2 separate regions of the Homo sapiens genome follow, and region 2 is linked to region 1. A link is a loop called in an ENCODE intact Hi-C map of the cell type or tissue named here. Cell type or tissue: Caco-2. All regions are shown on one strand. Each heading gives the region's core, and the rest is flanking DNA. Links, peaks and the distances in the headings are about the cores only.

Region 1 (4,761 bases), core at 1,195-3,694:
TGGAGGCAGGGAGAAGTTACATAATTTGCCTGAGATCACACAGCTGGGGAGTGCTACAGCTGGGTTCAAACAATGGCAGTCTGTGCTCTTAATCAATTCCATATGATGAGTACAATCTCGGAGGAAGGCAACTCTCATGTCCGGTGCTTACTTTATGCTCTTACGTAGTGCCTGGAAATCTTATAATGCATATAGGTTACTTGAAAATTTATAGGAAGATAATTTGCACCCTCTCTTTCCTCTTCCTCCTGCCTGCCACGGCCTTCCTTCCCAGGCACCCTCTTGGCAGGGCCTAATTAGATGGTTGATCTGCCCCAGATCTGCAGCTGAAGAAGCCTAGTAGCTTCTATGGTGAAACTTGCATTGGAACTACACCCTATTTCCATATCCTTCTGGAATTTTCCATTGATATGGTCTGGCTTCGTGTCCCCACCCTAATCTCATCTTGAATTGTACTCCCGTAATTCCCACATGTTGTGGGAGGGACCTGGTGGGAGATGACTTGAATCACGGGGGTGGTTTCACCCATACTGTTCTTGTGGTGGCAGATAAGTCTCACGAGATCTGATGGGTTTATCAGGGGTTTCCACTTTTGCATTTTCCTCATTTTCTCTTGCCGCCACCATGTATGAAATATCTTTCGCCTCCCACCATGATTCTGAGTCCTTCCCAGCTATGTGGAACTGTAAGTCCAATGAAACCTCTTTTTCTTCCCCGTCTTGGGCATGTCTTTATCAGCAATGTGAAAATGGACTAATACATCTGTTTTCTGTGATGCTGAGCCAAACGACTGCCTCTGATTGGGTCAAGTGCACACCCCCTTTCCAGGGTCTGCAGACGGCTTCCCGGGCATTTGTCTCCATCAGTCTTCTCAAAGGTGCAAGTGCTCGTGAGTCACCTGGAGAATGTGGTGCCAGGTCAATTCCGGTGTTGGGGGAGGGGCATGAGTCTCAGATCCTCTATTTCCAACACTCCCCCAAGGGAGGCCCACACAGATGCCTGTGGACTGTGCTTGGAGTAGCAAATGTCTAAATCTCTCTTCTCTATGAGCTCTAGCTGGTACAACTATGTCCGTCTGAAAATCAGGGCCGTGGACCTTTAACTAAAAAGACCAAAGAACCGAGACTGAAATGCTGTCCTAAAAATCTCTTTCCTAACATGCTCATAGGAGCGTGCCCCAGGGAAGATGAAGAAGAAGCTTAGGGCTGCCAAGCTTTCCTATTCAACTTGTTGAGACTTGGCCCCAAGAAATAAACCCCGCCAAAGCTCCCACGTGGAGGCAGGACTGGTAAAGTGGGGGGAGTCTCCACAGTTAGGCATTTGCCCAAAAAGACCAAGTGGCCAAAAAATAATGCACCACTACACTGATAGTTTGGGAGTTATCTGCTAAGTGTAAGTCCTTGTGCCAGACACACATTTATTTTGTTAATAACAGTAGAGAAATGGGGTAGTGCTCCAGGGTCTTAGAGTACACTTTTCTTCTGGGATCACAAAGTGCTTTAAAGATAATATCTTATCCCTATGCAAAAACAGCCATCTCTTCCCCTTGCCAGAGGAAAGATACTACCAAATGATGTCTTAATGATCACCTAAGCGTGATGGCAGAGTCACAGCCAATAACCAAGGCTCTAGACTCTCACTTCTGTGAGTGCTTATTGCTAAGTTCGCATTAGCAGGGAAAGAAAAGGTACTGGCATGTACTGAACCCCATTCACCAGGCACTTTGTCAGGTCCTTCTTACAGGGGATTGCATCAGAGTAAACAAGGGACCAGAATCAAACTACTAACTCAACCTACTGATATTCAAAGTAAATATTGATTACGGATATAGAAAGTCATTATTCCATATAGTATATTAGGAGAGTGGGGCATCACAGGCAAAACACCATCTTTGTGGTCACCAAAAAGTTGCTGGAAGATTAAGGGATTCTGAAATGGCACCCTTGACACTTTACTGGTATATGTCCACTACTGCAAACACTGAGATATTTGTTTTATGCTATTTAAACAGATACGTGCCACATACTTGTTAGGTAAGCACAAAGCCTGTTAATTAGGGGACATGAACATAAGCAGGAATGATAATGACGTCTGTCTTCAAGGAACCTACTGTTTGGTAGAAAGATAAGAAAGGCAAGTATATAATAATTTCATCATTTACCAGCTGGGGAAGTTGAAAAATGATATTTAGATATCCTCTCTGTTTTGGGAAGTAGGACGGATCATGGAAGCAGCCAGGAGGAATCAGCAAGGGAAGATGAGATGGGGTCGGTTTGGGGCAGAGGATGCCCCCTGCACACTGAGGAGTAGTACACCCACTCCAGCAGCCTGGCAAACCCAGCAGCACTCACTCACACTGACCCTGTCTCCCTAGAAGCCCCGTCTCTGCTGCAGGTGGAGTTTGCAGCCAGCAGGAGGATTCCCATCAGCCCTGTCAACGTTATCACCAGTTCTGAGTAAGGAGCAGTGGTGAACTTTGTTCCCTGGGTCACTGGAACTCCAGTAGAATTGCTGATTAAAATGGGCTGTCAGGCCACCCAGGGATTCCAGGCCACGCCTACCGCACTCCACTCATGCCAGAGGGGACCTTCTTTTCAATGACACATACAGGTCCCAGATGGTGGGTAGCCTACCACTGCCAAGAAGTAAAAAATCCCCAAAAACTCCACTTCAAATTAAGTTTCTGAATTCCTTGGTGTTCTTTTGTAGACAAAGTAGAGTAGAGACGTTTGCAAATCTCTTCCTGAACCCTTGAACCGTAAGAGTTAGCCCATGCGGGTCCACCAGTCATTACTCACCTCTCCTCCTACTCGCATTCCACCCCCTACAGCTCCTGGAATCTCCCGGAGGTGAGAATCCCTGAGGCCCAAACACTCAGAACACCCTGCAAACTCCCAAAGCCCCGCCGAAAAGACAGGGGGAAGGGGGCGTTCAGGACTTTCCCTTTCGGATCTTGGGCCTGCGCTCATGTACTGGCCTGGTCTTAGCCAGTTAAACTCTCACACGCAAAACCCAGAATTCCAATCCCAAAGGGTCCTTGATCCCTCTCCAGCCTGTCTCGCATCATGCAGGGCAAACTGTCCAAGCAGGCCTGCTTGGGATGTGGGCCGGCTGTGTTATGGAAACACTGCACGGGGCCATGGCAACAGCAACGGCAGCCCCATCCTCCCCTCCTGGGAGACGTGAGCCCAGATGCCTGCACACAGGACCAGCCGTCTGCACAGGCAACCTTATTCTAACAAGGAATGAGCCTACGTGGCCTTTGGACAGTGAATGACTCCACAGGTCCTAAGAGCCATACCTGTGGTTACAGTCGTGGGATACAAAGAAGGAAAGAGACATACTTGTTTCAGCTCCATTTTCCTCTGCATAGGATAGCTTTGCTTTTTGGATAAGGAAGAGAATTTATGTCAGGCTTTCACTCCTTTCTTTGTATGTGACACTATTGAGGCCTCCCCACCCATGCACCTACTGTTTGCACGCTGTTTGGTGATAAGCCATGGGGTTTTCTCCCAGGAAACCAACTGTCTCTGTCCTCAGGTAGTTTACCATCAGACGTGAAAAACACCAAATGAGGCTTCTTTTTGAACTTTAATCTTTGCTTTAAAAATATAAAGGGAGTGAAATGGTGCAACTAACACGCTACAGTAAATTTATTTTTCACCCAGTCAATCACATAGCTGTTATTTGTCAACTGATAATGGAAACAAAAGTCTGTTATCTGTGAATGGAGACCTGGTGGCCAGTGGCCGGTGGTATCAACTTGCATCTCTCCTAAACCTAACATCCTTCCAGGGTGCATTTTACTGTCGCAAATTGGTGAGGGCTTTAGACAATCAATACAAAGTAATCATAAGATTAAATTAATAGAACACAATTTGGAAAGGATGGCTTGGCATGAAGACAACATGTCATGTTCTAAACCAAAAAGTGGATTGTTCCCTTTTTGGATATGTAATATAATGGTTCCATTCCTCTACATTCTCTATCTCTCTCTCTTTTTTTTTTTTTTTTTTTTTTGAGACAGAGTCTCACTCTGTCACCCAGGCTGGAGAGCAGTAGTGCAATCTCAGCTCACTGCAACCTCTTCCTCCCAGGTACAAGCGATTCTCATGCCTCAGCCTCCCAAGTAGCTGGGATTATAGGTGCTCACTACCACGCCTGGCTAATTTTTTGTATTTTTAGCAGAGATGGGGTTTCGCCATGTTGGCCAGGCTGGTCTCGAACTCCTGACCTCAAGTGATCTTCCTGCCTCGGCCTCCCAAAGTGCTGGCATTACAGGCACCGGCCCCCTCTCCTTTTTATCTCCAGGGTGTCCACAGCTGCTGAGCACATCTTGAGATCTGCTTTGTGCTTCTAATCAAGGCACATTCTTTAAGTTTTTGGGGATGGAGGGAGGGTCCACTACCCCCTCTGCCAAGGGTGTTCCTGAAGCCAGCTGGGAGCAGGAATTGTAAGCAAGGAGATGGGAGGGGAACAAACACAGATTCTCTCCCCACTGGGCTGTGCAGATTAAGAGAGATACATAAACTCCAGTCCACTGGGAAAACAGCGTAAGTTCATAGAAATTGCCTATGACAAATCAGAGGCATTGCATTAGATGGAGCTGGAGTGCTTTGTGGGAAGGACTTTTAGACTCCTTCCAAAAAATAAACCCCAAGGCTCACTCTCAGTCACTTTGCTAATTCTAACCAGTATTAACTTGACCTGATAGAGACTTAATTCCCACCCACTCCCAGTTTTTGGAGCAACTTGAAGTAG
Region 2 (3,630 bases), core at 1-2,500, 81 kb before region 1:
TTTGTTTTGAGATGGAGTTTCGCTCTTGTTGCCCAGGCTGGAGTGCAATGGTACGATCTTGGCTCACTGCAACCTCTGCCTCCCGGGTCCAAGTGATTCTCCTGCCTCAGCCTCCCGAGTATCTAGGATTACAGGCATGCGCCACCATGTCCCGCTAAGTTTGTATTTTTAGTAGAGACGGGGTTTCTCCATGTTGGTCAGGCTGGTCTCGACCTCCCCACCTCAGGTGATCTGCCTACCTCGGCCTCCCAAAGTGCTGGGATTACAGGCATGAGCCACTGTGCCTGGCCTGGGAATGCATATTTTTAAGGGTTAACTTTTAGAAAGTGTGCTTGCTGGGTGAGGTAGTTGTACTTGTTTTCACACATAGTCTCTCTTGGGAAATTTTTTCAAATATGGAAAACTGAGAGTTGGGAATCTATTATTTTAGGAAGGAAGAGCATTGAATAAGCAGTGAAGAAAGCTGATTTGCTAAGAAACCTGGGCAAACATCTACTTAACTATAAAATACTACAGTTGAGTTTGAATCCCTTCAGCTATAAATTTGAATTAGTATTCTGTGCTATGTGTTGCTATCATATCTATATGATGCTGTTTTCCAAAAGGATTTAAAATACCAAACATTCACGTAGGGGGAAGAAAAATCCTTTCCCAAAGGAAAACTGTGGATAGTAAGAGACTTATGAAGGTATTTTTTTTTTTTTTTTTTTTTTGAGATGGAGTCTTACTCTGTCGCCCAGGCTGGAGTGCAGTGGTGCAATCTCGGCTCACTGTGAGCTCCACCTCCTGGGTTCACGCCATTCTCCTGCCTCACCCTCCTGAGTAGCTGGGACTACAGGCGCCTGCCACCACGCCTGGCTATTTTTTTGTATTTTTAGTAGAGACGGGGTTTCACCGTGTTATCCAGGATGGTCTCGATCTCCTGACCTTGTGATCCGCCTGCCTTGGCCTCCCAAAGTGCTGGGATTACAGGCGTGAGCCACCACGCCCGGCCTTATGAAGGTATTTAACCAAATTCCTTCTCATCGTCATTGCCTCTGTGTTACCAGTTTTTCTTTCAATCCTCTGCTGATTTGCTTGAGTTTTATCTTTATTGCCACCCTCAGAGGGTAGTGCTCCAATTATTCACAGTATTTTTGACCTCCATATATTTAAGAAATTGCCTCGTTGGATCCCAGGTAAGCAGGGTTCATAAACAAACATAGACAATTTAAGCTTCTTTCTAAAGAGGAAATGAGCAGGCAGCGTGTGTTGGGAAATCCTTTTGTCAATGCACCAGGTGTTGGCTGCTTTTCTCCGACAGCAGCCAAAACCCAGACCCTCAGGAAACAGAGGCCAGGAAATCCCTCTCCCTATCAACCCAGAGGGTGGCGCTTCCAGCCCGTGGCTGTGAGCATGGGGCTCTTCTCAATCTTTTCACCTTTGGCATTTTACATAGCAGTTGGCTGCCATCTTTCCCCATGTGATAATTGTCTAGGAAAAGATTGTATGTTTGCGACCAACCTCCATGTATCAGGACATCACTAAGGACATATGTTTTGTTCTCTTCAACTCTGATGCACAAGCTATAAAGTACTTTGTCATTACCTAATAGGATCAGACATAGGAATATTTAATGGCACTTATAAACATGGTTCTTAACTTTCTTTAGAGTCCTTGGAGAATGTGGCAAAATCAATGCATCCTTTCTTCAGAAAAAAATGTACATTTACGCTTACGTGCAAAATTCTGTGTATAATTTTAAGGGACTTTCAGACAGCTACTGACTTCATTATATTTTGTAAAGATTATTCTTTTTTTAAAGATTATTCTTTATATAAGCATATTGACATATGTATAATGTGTATATATATTGAATTTCCTGTTATGAATGTTTATTATGTGTCTGTCCTTTTAAAATATTGTTTTTTTCAAGCTTTCAGTGGTATAGAGAAAACTGTTATGACAAAATGTGAACTGTATGTTATCCAAGAGCATTTTTTTCTTTATAAGTTGCCTTTCATAATGGACAAAGTACAAAAAACTACTTCTGAAGGGGAAGAGGATGGAGCTAGTATGTATTGAGCACCTACTGTCTGCCAGGCACCACACGGGGTACCTTACATATGAGATCTCACTACATCTCAACAATGATTCTGTGACTGTGGAATTGTTTCCATGTAACAGATGTGGGACTGAAGCTCAGGAATATTAAGTCAGTCGTTTTGATTCAGTCACACTCTAGAACCCACTCTCTTTGGTATTCTGTAGTTTGCAAAGATAACACAAAACTTCTTGCTCTAAAATACTGGGCTTTAGAAAAGAAGAGAGCCCCCTGGGAGTCCTGGTGGCCTGAGAGGCAGGGAAGAGTCAGTGAGTGGAGGAAGAGCATGAATGAATTTTCCCGAGGGCAGGAGAGGCAGTTGTGTGTCCCTGGGGTTGTCTTGCATGGGATCACCAATGCCTGCATGAAGACAGGAAGATGGGATTAGAAGACTTGGCCTCCCTCAAATCGGAGCAGCTGCTCCAGCTCACCATAGAAGTGGGCAAGAAGGAGAGAACACGAAGGAGGAAAGAGACATGGGTTCTCATTAGACAAGTGGGTCAGATTCTTCCTCTTTTTTGTTCTGCACCAATGTCTTTCCTTGCGGTCTTCATTAACCTGTGACTCTGATGACCCTGCGGGTGACACTCATTTTTGTGCTTAGGAAATATCTGTGGCGGTAAGCAGGGTGAGCCCCCATTCACAGCAAGGAAAAACGGAGTCATGTTCTTCTGCTCTGGGATTTTGGTCAGTAACGGTGGAACAGCCCATATGAACCTACTTAACAGATTTTTTTCCCCCTTAATAAAAAGATGATTCTATTTTCTAGAGATGCTCCTCTGGAATTGCTCCCAGTAAACTTAAAAAAAAAGTAGTGAAAAATTTATTGGGTCACATTTACTGTCTGCTTCTTCCTGGGTGGTGGTTGGCCTCAGGAACCAGGCTCCTTGGTGAGTAACCAAACTGAGAATCAACCCATTCTTTGGGTGTGTAAAATAATCCCATTTAGTTGAATCTCATGAATTTTCATCATGAGCTAGTAAAACCAGAGGTCACTAGGAAGCCAAAATAATCATACAGTATCCTTCCTCATGGTCCATATCAAAGAGCCTAGTCGAGTGAATGATGGACAGAGAAATTATACTTTCTAATCCCCAGTGCTTTTACTCAGCCATGAATGGTATTAATTCAGGGAGCTTGTAAAAAGCATTTTCACGAGATTGGAAGCAAGACTAAGTAGGTACATGCTGGCAGCATAAAGAGAGTCTAATCTAATTATTGTAGAATCTTAGAGATAATCTAAGTGCTGCCTAATTGCATACAACACATTTTATTGACACTTTTCTATGTGTAAGGCACACAGACCATGTGTAAGCTACATGCCTATTTTCTATGGGCAAAAACCGGAATCACCCAGAGGGCTCGTTAAAACACAAATGGCGGAGTCCCATCCCCAGAGTTTCTGACTCCGAGTTTCTGGGGTGGGCCTGAGAATTGGCATTTCTAGCAAGTTCCCAGGAGCTGCTGATGCTGCTGGTTCAAGATCACACTGTGAGAACTGCTCTACACCCTCGTGGGGGGGATTATTCCAGGGTTCACTTGAGCCC

The links. A loop is a pair of places that touch in the nucleus more often than their neighbours do. Peaks named below come from ENCODE experiments on the same cell type or tissue, not always from the same donor. Only the 100,000 strongest peaks of a DNase experiment are listed, where the experiment ranks them.
Region 2: it touches region 1 in a loop (2.7-fold over the local background); 12 of 110 quality-filtered maps call a loop at or near these places.

The regions. Positions count from the first base shown.
Region 1 is chr10:7,539,674-7,544,434 of GRCh38, reverse strand. It overlaps LOC105376391 (a long non-coding RNA gene), which reads right to left and starts at 3,036. Exons shown (of 2, transcript XR_930632.2): 1 at 2,799-3,036. RefSeq lists an enhancer at 2,087-2,946. In Caco-2, for the core only: a CTCF peak has its summit at 2,423; DNase peaks (open chromatin) are centred at 2,484, 2,854 and 3,154.
Region 2 is chr10:7,620,886-7,624,515 of GRCh38, reverse strand. The region is part of intron 5 of ITIH5 (inter-alpha-trypsin inhibitor heavy chain 5); the gene reads left to right. Among named protein-coding and RNA genes, the nearest start is that of ITIH5, 44 kb to the left of the region's middle. In Caco-2, for the core only: no CTCF peak of the experiment used is centred there; a DNase peak (open chromatin) is centred at 1,363.